Linked DNA regions of Homo sapiens: region 2 is linked to region 1. Evidence: read pairs that join two places in POLR2A ChIA-PET (ENCODE). Cell type or tissue: PC-9. All regions are shown on one strand. Each heading gives the region's core, and the rest is flanking DNA. Links, peaks and the distances in the headings are about the cores only. Region 1 holds the start of LOC102724672 (a long non-coding RNA gene). Region 2 overlaps ARHGAP10 (Rho GTPase activating protein 10).

Region 1 (8,000 bases), core at 1-8,000:
ATGAGGCTTCATTTAATTTCAAGGCAATACAATGTTGGTGTTCCATAGATTAAATAAATGAAAATCCAATTTAGTATCAGTGAATTTGCTTTGGTGTCAATAACAGTCATAGTAATAATTAACACTTAATTATTGCTTATTATGTACCAGATATGGTACAAGATCTTTACATATTATATTAACTATTTTACTATATACACACATACATACACAGACATGTATGCACAAATTTATAAGTTAGGTTACTATAATTATTACATATTAGAGATTGAGATTGTAGCACTTTTTCTTTTTTTTTTTTTTTTTTTAAGACAGAGTCTTGCTCTGTCACCCAGGCTGGAGTGCAATGGTGAGATCTTGGCTCACTGCAACCTCCACCTCTTAGGTTCAACCAATTCTCCTGCTTCAGCCTCCCAAGTAGCTGAGATTACAGGCACCTGCCACCACGCCCAGCTAATTTTTTGTATTTCTAGTAGAGATGGGCTTTCACCATGTTGGCCAGGCTGGTCTCAAATTCCTGGCCTCAAGTGATCCACCTGCCTCGGCCTCCCAAAGTACTGGGATTACAGGCGTGAGCCACCGCACCTGGCCTGTAGCACTTATTCTAAACTGACTTCCCAGTAGAATAAAGATATGTTTTACCTTTAAGTCTTATAGTTAGTAGAGGTTTTATTCATTTCTAGTCTTGATAAATAGAAAAGAAGATAAACGTACATCAATTTTTTGAAGAGGTTTATTCAATCTAGTGCTTCGTTTTTTACCACCAGTTTTCATTTGTAATATTTCATGACATTATTATGATAATTAAAGAGTCCTTTTCTCTCTGACAGTGAAGTACAGTGAATGAGAAAGAATTGTTCTATGAGTTGTACGTCCACTTTATGTGACTTTATAAAGCTACTACTCTGGAAATCCTGAGATTTAACAGATATATTCATAAATAAATTATTGATAGGTTCACATAGTAATAAAGGCTTACAGTTTACCTTTTAAACGCTTCAGCCACTGTATTCTGACAAAAATGTCCCAGGAGATAGATGAGCAAGCTGACACTGAGGGAGATATAAGGAAACATAATCGCAGAGGCGGTCTGTTTGAGCCCCATATAATGTACAGAGTTTAACAGATTTTCAACAATAATCTCATCAGAAATTTGGTCTCACCCCCAGATATTCTTGGTACATGTTTCAGTTGCTAGCTTCTTCATTTTACTCCTCTTAGCATGTGATGGCAAGGGCCTCAAAGCCTTCAGAAATGTTGGTTGAGTCTGAATTAAGGAAGCAGATGTTAAAAACCTTGTGTGTTGCACCTCTCCTTGGATTCTACAATGAAGCTTTCATTTGATTTTTAGAGATTGGTTGATTGACTTTGGCATATGGAAATGTTTTCTCTTTTTTTCTTTTTTAGAGATAGGGTCTCACTCTGTCACCCAGGCTGGAGTGCAGTGGCACAATCATGGCTTACTGCAGCCTTGACCTCCTGGGCTCAAGCCATCCTCCCCCCTCAGTTTCCCAAGTGCCTGAGACTACAGATGCACATCACCTGGCTAATTTTTAATTGTAGAGACAGCGTCTCGCTATGTTGCCCAGGCATGTCTCAAACTCCTGTGCTCAGGTGATCCTCCCACCTTGGCGTCTCAAAGCGCTGGGATTACAGGCACGAGCCACCATGCCTGGCCAGGAAATGTTTTCTGATGGTTTCTATAATCAGAAGTCAGTCCACTATTTCCTTAACTTATGGTTTCTCTCCCTCTGTTGTTCTTAAGCCTTTTAGTTACAGGATTTCTTCATGCTTTTAAAAATTATTGAAGATCTGGCTGGATGCAGTGGCTCACACCTGTAATCCCAGTACTTTGGAAGGCTGAGGTGGCAGGATCACTTGAGGCCAGGAGTTCAAGACCAGACTGGGCAACATAGTGAGACCCCGTCTCTACAAAAAAATTAAAACATTATCTGGGTTTGGTGGTGCGTGCCTGTGGTCTCAGTTACTTGGGAGGCTGAGGTGGGAGGATCACGTGAACCCAGTAGTTTGAGACTGCAGTGAGCAATGATTGCACCACTGCACTCCAGCCTGGGGGACACAGTGAGACCCGGTCTTAAAAGAAAAAAAAAATTAGCTGGGTGTAGTGGTGTATACCTGTGGTCCTAACTACTTAGGAGGCTGAGGTGTGAGAGCTGCTTGAGCCTGGGAAGTTGAGGCTGCAGTGAGCTATGTTTGCAGCACTGCACTCCAGTTTGGGTGACAGAGTGAGACTCTGTCTCAAACAAAGAAAAAATTATTGAAAATCCCAAAGAGCTTTTATTTATGTAAGTTATAGCTATTGACATTTTTTGTGCTAGAAATTAAAAGACATTTTAAAAATGTATGTTAATTCCTTTAAAAATAACAATAAAACTCATCGCATATTAACGTATATTTTCTGAAATAAAATTTTTAAAATAATGAGAAAATGCCGTTGTTTTATATCTTTGCAAACCTTTCCAACATCTGGTTAATAGAAGACATCTGGATTCTTCTGTTGTTTTGAAGTATATGAAGAAAATTGGCCTCACACAGACATGTAGCTGCAAAAGAGAGGAGTATTTTAAGAGCCTTTTCAGATAATTGTGAACACTTCTTGTAGCCACTAGAAAACTCTATTGTATACTCATAAAAGCATGAGAATGAAAAGGGCAATTAATGTCTAAGTATAATTATGAAAATACTTTTGACTTCTTGAACCCCCATAACAGTCCCTGAGACCCTGGGCCACAATTTGAGAACCCTTGTTCTAGCTCACAAATGAAAGATCATTTAATTTTAGAGTTCCAGGCAAAGTTAAAGACATTAATTAGGAACTTGTATTCAAAATATATAAATTACCCCTAGAACTCCATAATAAGATGACAACTCTTTTAGATAAAAGATTTGAGTAGACGTGCATAATCTACATGTCACAAAGGAGATACATAAATGGCTAATAATCACATGAAAAGATATTCAATGTCTTTAGTCATTAAGGAATTACAAAATAAAACCATAATGAGATGTAATTTCACATACACTAAGAGGCTACAATAACAATACTTTTTAAACAACAGTACTAAGTTTTGGTGAGGTTATGGAAAAACACGTCATATATTGCTGGTGGAAATGTAAAATGGTGTAGCCAGCATGGAAAATGATTTGGCAGTTTCTTAAAATATTAAACATACACTTAACCTAAGATCCAGCAATTCCACTTCTACATATCTACCCAAGAAAAATGAAAATGTATGCCCATACAAAGATTTATATTCAATACAAGAAAAACTTGGGAACAATCAGATGCCAATTGGTAAATGTAAAAACAACATGGTATATCCACATAATGGAATACTGTTCAGCACGCACTGCAACATGAGTGAACCTCAAGCATTGTGCTAAGTGAAAAACACCAAAAACAAAATACTCCATATTATATGATTTCAATTATATGAAGTGTCCAGAAAGACCAACCTAAAGAGACAGAAACTAGATTAGTAGTTGACTGGGGAGTGGGAACAGGAATTAACTGCAGATGGGCAGAAGAGACCTTTTTAGGGCAATGGCAGTACTAAAAAACTGGATTGTGACAATGGTTATGAAGCTCTGTAAATTGACTAATTGGGCACTTAAAATGGGGAAAAATAACTTCTATGTTTAAAAAAAAATGTGTACTTGAAAAATAAGATGGAGGAAGTACACCAAAATGTTAACCAAACCAAAACAATAAAACCACTAGGTGAATATGGGATTCTTGTTGCCAGTAAGATAATATGTGTTTATGTTCTATAGCCTTTTGGCTATAGAGACAGTAGCATTTCCTATGATTTTGCAGACTCCTTCATCATTTATATGATAGACTATTCAACTATAATATGTTGGTTTTTAAGGCTTCTGTTTGAACTATGTTTTCAACTTTTTCCTGATATTGCCAAAGGTGTTCTTGTCACTAAGATCTTATTTCTATTTGTTCTCATTAATGCAACAGCTATCAACTGTAGCTATGATATTTACCTTTGTTTTCGTACTTAGACTTATAGCAAATTCACAGCCTTAACACACTGCAGACACTGGACTCCTAGTGTCTTAAGAGGTTGAAATCAAATGTTGGTAACTTTTTCTTTTATACTACTCTGCTGAAGTTACCTTTTAGAAAATTAAAACAAGACAACAAAACTATTTATCTGATGGAGTAAACCTCCCAGCGATTATAGACATGTAGTTACAGTAGATTTGCCTTGGTTTTAAAAGGTTTTCATTGTCCTTATGTTCAAAGATACCACTGTTGAAAGTTCTCACTAGTGGCTACAAGGGTTCATTACGAAGGCTGCAGTCCATTACACATGGGTTCTGCCTGCTGTTTAGAGTTCTTCTCCTTGTCTTCTCAGTTTATAGCTCTAGGCTTTTTGAGTACTTGATTTACAGCAAATACTCAAGCCCAGTCAGAGGGTGGAAAACTTTAGACTATTCTTTTTCGCAGAATTCACTATTCTGGATCCACATTTGGTGTTAGAAAAATGTAAATGGATAAGAGGAGAGAAACATCAACTGGGGTCAAAAGACAGCAGGGGCAAACCAGCATAGGTCAGCAAAAAGAAAAGATGGAAAGAGGAAGGACCTCCATTGGTAGGATGAGACTACAATAGCAGAGTGGATCTGTTTTGGGAAGACTTAATTAAATAGGACAGTCATGTCATTCCAGTGAGTTCCAAAGACTCCATTGCACAAGTAGCCTCTTAGGGAAGTTCAGGAAGGTATGACTGGCCCTGTCCCAAGGCTGAAAATCTCTGAGGTGTAAGTACCAGGTGGGGATCTGTGGGAAATGAGAGATTTTTCCTGTGCATGTCCTAAGAGTTTTCTGTATTCGTATTCTGAAATGGAAGCATAGTTCTCTGGACAGATTGCCTTCCTGTGTGGTTTCCACTAGGTTAGGTCTGGCAAGGGAGGTCAACAGAAGCTTCATATGGTGAGTTTTCTCCCAGCCAGAGACTTAAATACTTTCCAGAGCTGTAGCGGGGAACTCTGACCACGGGGAACCCATTGCAGTCATGCAAATAAGTGCTTTGCCACAAGTCAGGTTGGTTTATCTATGCTTATTCTGTTAAAACATACTATATAAAGTTCTTAAGTGTCATTTGTATTGTCTTTACTAGCTGTCTTGCCACTTTTTGCTCTTGATATAATTTAACTTTCAGTTTCAGTTCACGTTTGGCTTATCCCCAGCTCTGTGGTGGTGGCTTTCAGCAAATGTGGCTTTGGTAAAAAAGACTTTGGCCACCATCTAAGACTTAGCTGCTTGTGGGTCTGATCTGTAATTTGATACCTTTGGAGACCGTACCTCTGGTTGTGATCATGAGCTAGGTAACATGTTCAGATAGCAGGGTGATTTGACATTCAAGATAAATAAGTTGTTTATCAGTAGGACCATGTCTGATACTACTTAGTCAACAAAGCAAAGATCTGGGCATATAGTAGGTCCCAACTGTTCTCCAGAAACATTTGTGGGAAATGTCTTTTTTAAGTATAAAGATGCCTGGGTACCATGTCTGATTTAATAAATTGAAAGGATTTAATAAATTGAAAGTATTTTGAAAAGTTTCCAGTAAGGTTCTGATACCCAGCCAAGGCTAAGAACTGCTATATGCACATGTGGCCCTCAGAGTGTAGCAAGGGTGCCAGAGCCTGTCTGCTTGGGCTCAAATCTTGGCTCTTTCATTTACTCTCGGCAAACACTTAGGCAAGTTACTTCACTGCTCCCAGCCTCAGTGTTCTCATACGTAAAATGGAGATGCTAAGACTGTTTCATGGGATTGTTATCTTAGTTAAATGATCCAATAAAGTGCTTAAGCACACTTTTGACTTCGGCAGTTGACCAGGAAATGCTATTTCTTCTTTGGTCATTATCCTAGATCAGGGACCAGATCTGGCCCCCTGACTATTTTTGTACTGGGAACTAAATGGTTGGGGGGGTGGTGGGGAGTCAAAAATATTTTGTGATATGTTAAAATACATGAAATCCACATTTCAGTGTTAATAAATAAAGTTTTATTGGAACAGAGCCATACTCATTCATTTATATATCATCTATGGTTGCTTTCCCATTATAATGACATAGTTGAGTAGTTGTGACAGAAACTATGTCTCACACTTTGGGAGGCCAAGGCGGTTGAATCACAAGGTCAGGAGATCACGACCATCCTGGCTAATGCAGTGAAATCCCATCTCTACTAAAAACACACACACACAAAAAAAATAGCTAGGCGTGGTGGTGGGCGCCTATAGTCCCAGCTACTCAGGAGGCTGAGGCAGGGGAATTGGTTGAACCCAGGAGGCAGGGCTTGCAGTGAGCTGAGATCGAGCCACTGCACTATGGCCTGGGCGACAGAACAAGACTCCATCTCAAAAAAAAAAAAAAAAACTATGCCTCAAAAAGCCTAAAATATTTACTATTTAACCCCTTTGGAGATCTCCTAGATCTTTGCAGTGTTCAGAGCCTAACAGGTTAATTGTCACCTTTCTCAAATGGACAAAAGAATGAGGAAGACTTTTCACTTGATGTTCTCATGTTTTTGGTGCCAGTGTTACTTTCCAGGGTATGTTGAAGGGCACATAAATTCAATAGCTATTTTAACCTCAGTGTTACAAATGCATATCCTTGGTCACGTGTGGCATTGCTGTGATGCAGTTTAATGAATTACCTCCACCTTCTCCATACTGTTTATCCACAGCTCTCCATACTGTTTATCCTCAGCATTTGCTTCCTCATAAGGAAAGCCCGGATCAGCTTCTGTTAGCTTGCCCAGCAGTCACCACCAGCATGCAGCAGCAGTTCATGGATAAACGCCTCAAGGGCATTTAATAACATTGCAGTTTAGTGAACTAGAATAGTTTTCCAGAGAACTGAGTGTCAATTTTAATGTTTTTTTCCTGATACTTTATGAAACACCAGAGGCATCTAGCTGTGAATCCCAAGGACATAAGGGTAACACCATTCAGGGACATGCCTGTATTCTGGATGCCTTGTTTTCCCTTTTCATACCCCGAACAGACTTTGTGTTATTTATCCGAATGCCAGCTTCCAGGATTTGTTTTTCATGCTTAGGCATAAAGATAAGAATCCAAACACGGAGGGAAATAGAAGGCTAGAATCCTGCCCAGTAGGGCTTCGGTGGAGAATGTACTCCTTACCCAGGCCCCCATCCCCTTGTTGAAGGCTGCACGCAGCCCCAGGCTGCATGCCTGGGTGCTCTTGTCCTTTCAAGGCTCTTAATCTGATTTCTCCAGATTGAAATCAAGCCAGCCAAGATGTTTTGTTTGGCCTGCATAATTTTTTTAACGTTTTTAATTATTTGCCAATATTTAAAAATGGGGAGATTTCATATAAACTCTCGACGTCCAGCCTCTCCTGAAGTAGTGAAAGGTCTGGCAACACGGAGCCTGCATTCCAGCATGCCAGCCATTGGCAAGCCCTGAGCAGCAGCTGTAGCAGCTGCTCTTTCCTTGAGCCAGGGCGTGCAGGCTCCTGCTGCCTCACTCATTTCATCATCTCATGGCTCAGCTCTGTGGCAAGATGCTGGATCCCACATTTCCTAGATGCGGCTCAGGTAGCTTCTCAGGAGCAGTCTTCTCTTCCCTGTTTTCTTAGTTATAGGTAATTTTCAGTTGTCCATCTGAATGGCTAAATGGTCATGGAGCCAAATGCATTCATGGGGACCTAGATCATGATTTGGAAAATTTTTATTTTTGTTTTTAGGTTGAAAAGACAACCCAAATTGTGGAAAGTGGGTATATAACATAGTTGTTGTATTACTCTGTTTTCCTTTTTAAAAAAAAAAACTCTTCAAAAACACCAATAAAAACTGCCTAGACAATATGGTATGTAGACTGACAAACAGGAGATCTTTCTTAGCTTAAGGCCCAACTTTAGAATCAATATTAATAGCTAAGTTATTTAGCAACCTATTCTGCTAAGCACTGCCCTTGGCATCTGAAAATGT
Region 2 (12,297 bases), core at 1,977-9,976, 280 kb after region 1:
CCATGAACTATTGTAATTGATATTTTACATTCTCACTCCATTTACTAAAAAACCATGACTCACCTAAAGACAACTCATCTGATATTTCTCCCTGCCTTTCCAAACTGTGCTAAGTTTCTACTTTACAAAAACAATAACAACTTCTACCAAATCTGTGCGCCCTGTCTTAGAGGCTGCAAAGGGGAAGAAAAAGGCAGGCATCTGCTTATATGGGCATGTTCTTTCAGCAGCTTAAGAAGCTTGGTCCAGGGAAAGGCTTAGAGGCTGCTGGAAATCCAGCGGATAGCTGCCTTAGGCTCCCAGAGGGGAAGACAACTAAGAATACCCTCTCATCACCGGATGGAGGAAGGCAGCTGCCTGCTCCTTTACCTGGCCTCGAGGAGAATAACTGCCTCTCTATTTAGACAGTTTTCTATGGTCAATGTCATTGCTATTTCATGCCAGCTGGGAATTAGGGGAGAAGGAAAGAAGGGGGAGAGAATAAAGAGGATAAGGAGGGAACAAAGGGGCAGGAGAAGGAGGACGGAGAGAAGGATAGTGGAAAGAAACATTTTGCTATTTTAATATGAAATATGAAGGGAAAAAACATACCAGAAAAAAGAGACAAGTGAAAAAACATGCAAGAGATTAAGCATATACCCTTTTAGAAATCATTATAAACTTTTACATGAGTATTTAAATAAGACTTAAAACACTTTAACAAACAATACAAAGTACTTTGTGTAAAAATGGCAATAAAAAATTCTAAAGTAAATAATTAGCTCTCAAGAACTACAGAGAATTGGATAAATGGCAGCTCTCCTCAAAAAATAGTACATGGCTTGGGACTGTTTCTCAAATACTTAAAAATTAAATTATTTCCCATTTCTACAAAGACAATGCATTACAAACAAAATGTTCCTTGAAAAAATTCAAATTTGAAATAAACCTATTACCTGCAGGAATAATAATAAACACTAATTGCTTTAAAAAAGCAAAGTTAAAAACTTGGCAGACCCACACAATTTTTTCCTCTTCAGGATATACATGTAACCCTCTAACAATGAGCAAAATGGGAAAAGTTGGAGAAAAAAATGCCCCTAAGATTATGTAGACATGACTATTCAAAACTCTAAAACCCTTTTTTTGGAAGAGGCGTTAAATTATTTCCATTTGAACACTCAATCAGTGTTCAATATGAAGGGAAAAAACACACCAGAAAAAAGAGACAAGTCCACTCCATCAGAATAAAAGGAAAGAAATAAGGAAACATTTAAGTGATTAGGAAATAGCAAATAAATATATTTTGTCAAGGGCTAAGGTTTGTATTGGTAGCATAAGGTAATAAGAAAATGGTATTAATGCTAATGAAAATCCAAAGTTTTTGACTGATAATCTTAAATTCACACTAGGAATTATTTATAGATTACTCAAAACAAATGTATATTGTGTAACCCTCTTAAATGAATGGCTTAATGAGGAGGTAACAAGTCAGTATCTGTCTCACATCAATTCTCTAACTTTCCTCTGATTGCAGAATGGTATTACTGAAAACATAAGCATTTCCCTTGCCAGCAATATGTGTGAGGTTGTGTCACACTCATGTCCTGGGCTTCTCTACTCTGAGGCCCATGAAAAGTAAAAACAGTTTTCCAGGTCACGAATTTTTTGAGGGTTTAGATATTTAAAAACACCTTGTAAGTTAAGGACTGGCTTGGGACATTTCCCATGAGCAGAGCAAACTACCACGCTGAGTTTAGCAATGCTGTACACGTAGAATTTTATGAGATGACCAACAAATTTTGAGACAGCTTAGCACTTCAAGGTGACCACAGAAAAACCCTTGTTCAAACTTTCCTTGAACAGGAACAAGATGATAATAAAAATAATGCCAGGTCCTTAGGACCAATTTACCAGCAAAATGTGCCTTTCAGTCCACATTTCCCATTCTGTTATCAATATACTCTTCCAGTTCTAATCATCATAACACCATCTTGGAAATGAAAGAAGTGATTCCAATTTTAAAATTAAGTAAAAGCAGATGCTGTACTCCCATTAAATTCTTCCAGCTGCTACTGAACCACTGGCAACCTGAGTCTATTTAATTTGGAGACCACTATTGGTAAAAAGGAAAATCTGACTGCCAAAATTGCACACCCAAGTTAAACCAGAGAGGCAGAAAATGAAAACAGCTTATGGAAGTGAATGTATTCTAATAAGGCTCTCCAACTGATGACGGGCAATTTCTCCTGTGGTTAATAGCTTATAAAAGATTGTTGCTTATTAAATCCTTAATTCAAATATAGGCAAACAAGCAATCCTATCTGTAGCATGGCAGTTGATTTTATTCAACTTGGCTCATGCTTCCTAAAAATGACTCTTTGCTGTAATGTTTTAAGATGCAGACAGGTTGGAATGCATTCACAGCACACCTGAGGGCATTGTTAATATTGATTAATTAAAGTAAGGTATCAAATAAATTAATATGTAGCAAGATCATAATGACAGATTGGTTTGATACACAGGCCCTCTAGCCTGATGAGTTATCATCACTCTTCAAGAGGCAGCCTGTTTTGGGGTGGGGGAGAAGTGGAGTGTCTTACAGGTGGCAATGAACTGACAGCAGTGTGTAATGTAAAAGCGCTTTGTCATTCACATAATGTCTGGGGTAATGAAATGAATTCACTTTCTGGCTTCCTCTAGTCTGCGATGCCAAAGAACACTGTGTTATCAGCACAGATGGAGCATGCATGGTTCTGGAGGAGAGCCTGGTGTGAACTACAAACAAGCCACTGTGAATACCAATGAATCCCTGAGAATCAGACCCTTGCTGTCAAATGACAGTTTTGGAAGCTCCATAAAAATGAGCGAGTCCCAGTGGTCTTGTCCAACCAAATGTACTGTCACAATTCTGGACAGGCTATTTGGAAGCCACGCAAATCATAGAGGCCTGACTGCCACTTCCCTGTGAGAAGCAAGCACAGGAAGATAGTCAACCAGGGGGTGCATTCTTTTTTCATTTCTTAATAAGAGGTAATAGACAATCTATGCTGATGCAAATACTAATCTACTTCTGTGGGTCAATTGTCTCTGCTCAGCAGAAAACTCCTGTAGAAAGTAGAGGAATGGAATGACAAGTATTCTCTACATTATTATGAAATATTAAGCTGTGAAGTCAATGAACATACACAAATAACACATGGAAAAATGATTAGAAAAGAGGCATACCCATCAACATACTCAGAAGTCTCTGGACCTTTGAACTCACCCCCACAACTCTGTACAATCCTTGGTCATTTATACCTATGGGAAGAAACAAACTATTAGCAAAATAGAAGACTATCATATTTTAAAAGCCATCAAACAGTTGCATTCAAAATCTTTGCTAACTAACATTAGCAGCATTCCTGTTAACTATAAAAATAACCTTTGAAAAAATCAAGTGTTTAACAACTTGTTTTACTAGCTTTTTATCTGTAAGTTGTGGTTAAAAAAATAATCTCAGCAAACAATGTTCCATGTGGACAAAAATGAAATGCCTCAATGTTAGTAAGTTAGTTAAGTATCATGGATACATTGAAATGAATACCAATCCAATTTGTAAAGATGCACTAAAACTTTTATGTTTACTGTATTTACTTGTTTACATTTTTCTTCAAAAGTTTTAGCCTTTTAAAAATACGGTGATGATTAGTACATAGAAATCATTGTTTGGATGATTTCTGAAAACCATAGAAATTCATTCAAAACTAAAGCAAAACTGTAATTTTTTTTAAAGTTGTTACATGTCCTGTCCAGTGAGGAGCTGTGAAACTTCAAATCAATATCACCACAAAGTATACTGCAAAATGAACCAAATCAATGCATCCTCTCTCTCTACAGAGATCTGAAAACAAATTGTCCCTGAAAACAAGAGACATATAAAAGAAAATGTATTGTCAAACCTAATTTGGTATGCTGAACAAATATCCTTATCATTTGCATTCTGATCTGAACAAATCAATGACGAAAAGACATTTTTGATGCAATTAGCAAACTGAGTAGCATTAAGGGTAAGAAAATCTCCATTTGTTTAAAGTTGCATCCTGAAAGGGTTAAAAGTAACCTTACATTTGCTTTAAGAGGGAAAAAGGGATAGATGAAACAACTGTGGCAAAATCTTGATAATTATTGAATCTGGATGAGAATATGGGAATTCATTATACCAATCTCTCTACTTTTTTATGCTTGAAAATTTTCATAATAATGACTTCCAAAAAATGTGACTTATATTTACTTCTCAAATGAGTTGCAGCTTTCTGGCTGTGTGTTTATTTTCTCCGCTACGAATGTTAAAGGTAACAAGAACACAACTGGCTGACAGGCAGATGATGCCTCTAATCCCCAAAGTTTCCAAAACAGAATAACACAACAAAAGGCCATGGAATTTGACCACGAGGGTTTACTTTCTTTTCACCTCCCTGCTCGGAGTGATGAAAAGAATACTAGTCAGAGTCTAAAGAATTGGATTCAAGTCAGTTCAGTCACTCATGAGGAAGAGAGGAAACCTCTCGGAGTCTCTATGCTGTATCTGAGATCAAGGACTGCATCCTATACCCTATGTTATGCTGGGAGGGAAATGAGATGATACTAACACATGTCCTACAGATTGTAACTCACAGCACACACACAAAAGCATTCATTCTTCCTTGTCAAGTTTTGTTCCTTCTTTTTCTCTTTGCTTTTTTTAAAAATTATAGTTACATATACTATTTTTTTTAACTTTTAAGTTCAGGGGTACATGTACAGGTTTGTTACATAGATAATAAACCTGTGTCATGGCATTTGTTGTACAGACTATTTCATCACCCAGGTACTAAGCCTAGTACTCATTAATTATTCTTCCTGATCCCCTCCCTTTTCCCACCCTCCACCCTCCCATAGGCCTCAGTATGTGTTGTTCTCCTCTATGTGTCCACGAGTTCTCATCATTTAGCTCCCACTTATAAGTGAGAACATGCAGTGTTTGGTTTTCTATTCCTGCATTACTTTGCTAAGGATAATGGCCTCCACTTCCATCCATGTCCCAGCAAAGGACATGATCCTCGTTCCTTTTTAGGGCTGCATAGTAGTCCGTGGTACTTTATGTACCACATTTTGTTTCTTTTGGAGATGGAGTTTCACTCTTGTTGCCCAGGCTGGAGTACAATGGAGCAATCTCGGCTCACTGCAACCTCCACCTCACAGGTTCAAGTGATTCTCCTGTCTCAGCCTCCCAAGTAGCTGGGATTACAGGCATATGCCACCACACCCAGCTAATTTTGTATTTTTAGTAGAGATGGGGTTTCACCATGTTGGTCAGGCTCATCTTGAACTTCTGACCTCAGGTGATCCGCCTGCCTCCGCCTCCCAAAGTGCTGGGATTACAGGCATGAGCCAATACGCCTGACCCCACATTTTCTTTATCCAGTCTATCACTGATGGGCATTTAGGCTGAGTCCATGTCTTTGCTATTGTGAGTAGGGCTGCAATGAATATACATGTGCATGTGTGTGTATAACAGGACGATTTATATTACTGGGTATATACCCAAAGGAATATAAATCCTCTTTGCTTTTTATTCCTTATTTTTTAAGTTTTACAAATGTCCTATTTTTCCTTCTGTTATAGGCTGAATTGTATCCCCACAAATTCATCTGTTGACGTCCTAATCCTCAGTACTTCCAAATGTGACTGTATTTAGAAATAAGGTCTTGAAAAAAAAAGTAATTAAATTAAAATGAGGTCACCAGGGTGGGCACAAATCCACCATGACTGGAGGCCTTGTAAGAAGAGATGAAGACACAGACATGTACAGAGGGGGACCATGAGAAGACACAGGGAGAAGACAGCTATCCCCATGCCAGAGAGAGGCCTCAGAAGAAATTAACCCTGCTGATAGCTTAATATTGGACTTGTAGCCCCCAGAATTGTGAGAAAATTGATTTCTATTGTTTATTCAGCAGCCCCCATCCCCAACCTTTTTGGCACCAGGGGCTGGTTTCATGGAAGACAATTTTTCCACCGATTGGGGTGGGGGGGATGGTTTCAGAATGATTCAAGAGCATTACATTTATTATTAGATTCTCATAAGGAGTACAAAACCTAGATCACTCACATGTGCAGTTCACAATAGGGTTTGCACTCCTATAACAATCTAATGTCGCCACTGATCTGACAGGAGGCGGAGCTGAGGCCATAAGGCTTGCCCACTGCTCACCGCCTGCTGTGAGGCCTGGTTCCTAATAGGCCACGGTCTGGGGATTGGGGACCCCTGATTTAAGTCACCCAGCCTGTGATACTTTATTATGGCAGCCCAAGCAAGCTAATAATTACTCTCCATCTCATTAGAGCTTAAAGAACCAGAAGAGCAAAGGCTAGCCCTTAGTCTACCTAAGTCTACTCAGAACACTAAGGAGTCACAGCATCAGAGACACACCTTCCTGAGGGCGAACATTCAGCAACTATAAGAGAGGAAAAGGGCCGGGCGCGGTGGCTCACGCCTGTAATCCCAGCACTTTGGGAGGCCGAGGCGGGTGGATCATGAGGTCAGGAGATCGAGACCATCCTGGCTAACAAGGTGAAACCCCGTCTCTACTAAAAATACAAAAAAATTAGCCGGGCACGGTGGCGGGCGCCTGTAGTCCCAGCTACTCGGGAGGCTGAGGCAGGAGAATGGCGTGAACCCGGGAAGCGGAGCTTGCAGTGAGCCGAGATTGCGCCACTGCAGTCCGCAGTCCAGCCTGGGCGACAGAGCAAGACTCCATCTCAAAAAAAAAAAAAAAAAAAAAAGAGAGGAAAAGGAGGCCGCACAGCCCTGCCAGGAGTTGGAAAAAAGAAAAGAAAGTTGCTAAGAAACACAAAAATCAGAGACCTTTTGAGCCCGATACAGGAAAAAAGATTGAGCCTCAATCCTTCCTTCTTTTTGGAAGCCAGAAGGGCACATCCAGATAGTTTAAAATACCAGAGGGTTTCAGTACTACTCTAGCTAAGAAAGCTTAAAAAGTTTGACCTCAGTGGTAGAAGCCAAAAGAGCAAATCATACTCTGCATTCAAGCAAACATGCCTCTGTGAAAACGGCCTGAATTATATGGAGAGATGAAATAAGAATGTCACTTCGGCAATAATAATCACTCTGTGCCAGTAATTACTATCAAATAATTGATCAAGTTCAAATTCATCAACCTGAGAGAAGTAATTGCTAATGCATACTGAGAGGTGCAAGGGGGAATTAAAGCTACTCAACACAGTTTCTACATTTTTAAATGAAATTTAAATAAACCTTGCACAAAAGCAGCTTGGAAATCGCACGTAAAATACATACACTCAAGTCTTGTTCGATTTTCTATTTCTTGCTACACTGTTCTCAAAGGCTCTGAACTAAATGAGAGCTGGAACATACTTTTTATCTATGAACACATATATGTTCATATAAAAGGCATCAAATACATCTTAAGGATATAAACCAACCAATATGCCAAGGCATATTAGTGAGTTTATCATGTCCTTTTCCAGCTTCTTTTCCAAATTTCCCTGTCAACCAAAGGGATCACTATTTCTGATCAACAAGTATTAGAAATTTGAAATCTTTGACTTCTTCCCTGTCACTTTCCAAATGCAACAAGTCAATGTCCACTCTTTCTTCAAACTTCAGACTAATGTCTGCCTCTTCAACACAGTCCTGAATTTCATGCACACACATTTATTACGGAATCCCTAAAAAGAAACACACAACTATAATCCATTCTGAACACTGTCTTCTATCTTTTTATTTTCAAACCACTATTATTATCTAATGTCCCCTGGATCCCCATTTAAGAGCCAGCCTTCAGATCCAGCCCACATCCTCTAGCCTTAACAAGTATGTAAGGCACACACACGCACACATCCATGACGGGCCTCACCTCATCTTCCTACAGGGACTGCAGTGTATTCAACTTAATCACAACAGACAGCTCGACCATCACCCACAAATAACCAAGTTCATTGCATCCTCTGCGGCTACATTCAGGCTGAAGTCTCCCCAGCAGGAATGCTCTTCCCCTTCTCTTCACAGATTTATTCAACTGTCATATATTTATTCATCAGATATGTGCCAGGTGCTATTCTGGTTGCCCAAGATTCGACAGTGAGTAAAATTCCCATCTAAACCTTCAAAACCGGATAAAAATCCCCTTTTTGACACCAGCCCACAGTGATACTCCCTTCTTCTAAACATAACTCATAATTGATTCCTTTTAATTTAACACTTGATTACATTTAAAATTTTTTATTTTTAAGGCAGGGTCTCATTCTGTCACCCAGGTGGAATGCAGTGGTGTGATAACAGCTCTCTGCAGCCTTGACCTCCTTGGATCAAGCCATCCTCCCATGTCAGCCCCTCGACTAGCTGGGACTACAAGCACATGCTACCACACTAGGCTGAATCTATTTTTTGTAGAGAGCGGGTCTCACTATGTTGCCTGGGCTGGTCTCAAACTCCTGGTGCAAGTGGTCCTACTGCCTCAGGGCATCCCAAAGTGCTGGGATTACAGGCAAGAGCCACTGCACCCACCAGGGTACATCTTAAAACAAGTCCACAATCTTAGTCACAACTCCCAAAATCAAAAGCGTTAACGGATAGAGGAGTGGCATCACCAAGATGGTGGCACAGAAAGTAACCTGCTCATATCCCCATATGACAGTAAGAATTCTGCATCCATCCACCATCAAAGTCTCTCTGTGGGAATCTCAGGATTCAGGTAAAAGTTTGTGAAACCTTGGTGGAGCCCAAGACCTGGGAGGGTCACTTTGAGAGTGCAGACCAACATCCAGGTGGCTGATGTGCCACAAGCTTGCTCCTAGATTCAAGCTTGACAATGGTCCAGTCCTCCAAGGGACTTAGCTACAGCCCTCTTTGGCCTTGAGCCTGCAGTTGAAACTATCTGCCAAGGGGTCCAAAAGGAATCTTGCACACTGGTGCTTTGGCAGAAAGGTTCGTCTGCATACTAACAGTGGTCTCAGCAGTGAACCTGAGACTTGCCCTGTGGCTTGGCTCCAGGGCCCCTCAGCCAAGGTCCCAACTCAGAGCTGCTTGCACAGGGACCCAGAGGGAAACTCACCCATGTCTCGCAGCCTGGGAGCCTGAGGCTTCCAGATGGGCTTGCCAACCTCTGCCCCACAACAGATCCTAAGGGGACCCAGGCTCAGCTCCCGCCCCTCCCACTGCAATCAGGGAACAATCTCATGTTGAGACCTACTATGAGACATACACCCAAAGAGCCTGGCTCTCCAGCCTCTGCCCCACAGCAGATACCAAGAGGGCCTCATATCAACTCCAGCCCATTCTGCTATAGTCAGAAATTCATCCCACCCATGCAGAGACCTGCTGGGAGACACATCCATCTGGGCCACTAGAACAGTCTTCTGGACTCAGGTCTTGGCCAGTATTCCCACACAGTCCCAGTATCTTTTTTGGGTCTTCCCCAGGTCCATCTGGGGCAGAAAGCCACGTCAACTTCTGAGTCCTGAAGAGACTCGTGGCAAGCCTGGGCTTAGAGCATCCTCTAGTGCTGAGACAGCTACAGTGGTCACAGGCTCAGGAAACCCAAGAGTCAGTCATCTTAGAATCCTGGAAGGCCCTCTGAAGAACAGGCACAAAGCCAGACTGGGTAGATGAAAATAAACAGCTAATCCCTCAATGCACAGACACTGTCACAAGCATCGAGAGCATTCAGGGACTGGCACAGTGGCGAGTGCCTGTAATCCCAGCTACTTGGGAGGCTGAGGGAGAAGGACTGCTTGAGTATAGGAGTTCAAGGCCATAGTGTGCTATGACTGCACCTGTGAATAGTCTCTGGGCTCCATCCTGGGCAACATAGCAAAACCTTGTCCCTAAAAAAATAAACAATTTTTAAAAGAACATTCAGGGAAATATGGCCTCACCTAACAGGCAATATAAGGCACCAGAGACCAACCCTAAAGTGATGAAGACATGCAATCTCTCAAAGAAATTTAAAGAAGATGAGCTTCCTTCTCAACAAACTTCAAGAAAATACAGAAAATCAATTCAGAAATTTATTGGGGAAATTTAACAGAGAGATTGAAATAATTTTTAAAAATCAAAAAGAAATCCTGAAGCTGAAAAAGTATAAATGCATGACCTGAAATCAGGTTATTTAAGTATTTTTTCCACTCAGACTGAATGTTCATATTTCACATGTTAAAAGTAATTTCCACACCAAACCTGCCTGGAGATGTAATATTCTATTCAGTGTATGTCCCATATTACCTTTTTATTGTTTTTTCCATTTTTTATCTCCAACTTTTAAGTTCAGAGGTACATGTGCAGGATGTACAGGTTACATAAGTAAACGTGTGCCATAGTGGTTTGCTGCACAGACCATCCCATTACTCAGGTATTAAGCCCAGCATCCATTAGCTATTCTTCCTGAGCCTCTCCCTCCTCCCACCCCCGCCTTCTGACAGGTCCCAGTGTGTGTTGTTCCCCCCATGTGTCCATGTGTTATTATTTAGCTCCCACTTGTAAGTGAAAACATGAGATATTTGGTTTTCTGTTTCTGCATTACTTTGCTAAGAAAAATGGGCTCCAGCTCCATCCATGTCCCTGCAAAGAACATGATCTCATTCCTTTTTATGGCTGCATAGTATTCCATGGTATATTACATGTACGGCATTTTCTTTATCCAGTCTATCATTGATGGGCATTTGGGTTGATTCCATGTCTTTGCAATTGTGAAAAGTAATGTAGTGAACATATGCATGCGTCTTTATAATAAAACAATTTACATTCCTTTGGGTATATACCCAGTAATGGAATTGCTGGGTCAAATGGTATTTCTGCCTCTAGGTCTTTAAGGAATCGCCACTGTCTTCCACAATGGCTGAACTAATTCACACTCCCACCGATAGTGTGTTCCTTTTTCTCCACAATCTCACCAGCATCTGTTTTTTGACTTTTTAATAATAGCCATTCTGACTGGCTTGAGATGGTATCTCATTGTGGTTTTGACTTGCATTTCTCTAATGATTAATGATGTTGAACTTTTTTTTCATATGTTTGTTGGTCACATGTATGTCTTGTCTTGAGAAGTGTCTGTTCATGTCCTTTGCCCACTTTTCAATGAGGTTGTTTTTCTCATTTAAAGTTCCTTATAGATTCTGGATATTACACCTTTGTCAGATGGATAGATTGCAAAAATTTTCTCCCGTTCTGTAGGATGTCTGTTTGCTCTGGTGATAGTTTCTTTTGCTGTGCAGAAGCTCTTTAGTTTAATAAGATCCCATTTGTCAATTTTTGCTTTTGTTGCAATTGCTTTTGGCATCTTCGTCATGAAATCTTTGCCTGTGCCTATGTTCTGAATGATCTATTATCTTTTTTAATTAAAAAGGTCTGAATTCCAAAACACACCTAGCCTTGGAATTTTCAGATGAAGAATCGTGAACCTGTATTCCACCTTCTCTCCAAATACAGAGGTATTGCCTGGAAAGATACTTGGTCAACCTTGGTTTTTGCTTTTAATAGCTTTTATGGTGCCTTGTATAGAATAGGTGGGCACAGAATAGGTATAGCTAGGTTGATCTGACTTGAATTTGATATAGAACTATAGATATAGACTTGGGCCAAAATGGACATCACAATTTAGAACTGAAAAATTAAAGTTAAAATATCCAAATTATTGTGATTTTTCAGATATAAATGCTCAGTGATGATATTGATATCAATATTGTCTAACTTTTAACAAAAATTTGTAACCTGGTCAATGTGTTTACAGGCCCCAAGTTTTTTTTTTTTTTCTCTCTTAATAAATTAGATTGAGATTCGTTCTGATAGTTAGCAAACAAAAGGTAAGCTTATCTCCATTAGAGTGATGAGCAGCTGATGACAGCTGTCTCTGGGCAAAATGGATAAGGTAAAATCAAATGTGTCTTACTTCCTACCATCTGTCTCCTCCAATCTCCCACAACACTGTCATAGAGCACTACTCACATCACCCACATCTTCCTAGAGGAGAGGGTCAAAAAGTGGGAAGCAGTCAAGTTTCATCATCATCTCTGCTCAGCTGTTTCCCTCTCAAACCCAAATGGTGTTACCAGAGCCAGAGACCACACAGCTCCAGAAAACACCTGCATGGAACTACTGAGCACTAGCAGGCATCCACTGTCCCTGTAGGTGGGCTGGAGAAGCAACACAGAAAATAAGATGTTCTGGGATAGTTAAAAAATCAGATGCAAAAGAAAAATAAAACTTAAGAGGGCTGATAAATGCAGGTAAACAAGAGAGGTAGAGATAAAGGCTAG

Evidence for each region. Peaks named below come from ENCODE experiments on the same cell type or tissue, not always from the same donor. Only the 100,000 strongest peaks of a DNase experiment are listed, where the experiment ranks them.
Region 2: POLR2A ChIA-PET joins it to region 1 with 10 read pairs; 3 of 35 experiments call an interaction of 5 or more read pairs at or near these places.

What each region holds. Positions count from the first base shown.
Region 1 is chr4:148,214,202-148,222,201 of GRCh38, reverse strand. The region is part of intron 3 of NR3C2 (nuclear receptor subfamily 3 group C member 2); the gene reads left to right. It overlaps LOC102724672 (a long non-coding RNA gene), which reads right to left and starts at 3,018. Exons shown (of 5, transcript XR_007058324.1): 1 at 2,477-3,018; 2 at 1,164-1,267; 3 at 987-1,052. In PC-9, for the core only: no CTCF peak of the experiment used is centred there; no DNase peak of the experiment used is centred there.
Region 2 is chr4:147,930,810-147,943,106 of GRCh38, reverse strand. It overlaps ARHGAP10 (Rho GTPase activating protein 10), which reads right to left. Exons shown (of 23, transcript NM_024605.4): 14 at 3,208-3,282. Among named protein-coding and RNA genes, the nearest start is that of MIR4799, 150 kb to the right of the region's middle. RefSeq lists an enhancer at 8,872-9,371. In PC-9, for the core only: no CTCF peak of the experiment used is centred there; no DNase peak of the experiment used is centred there.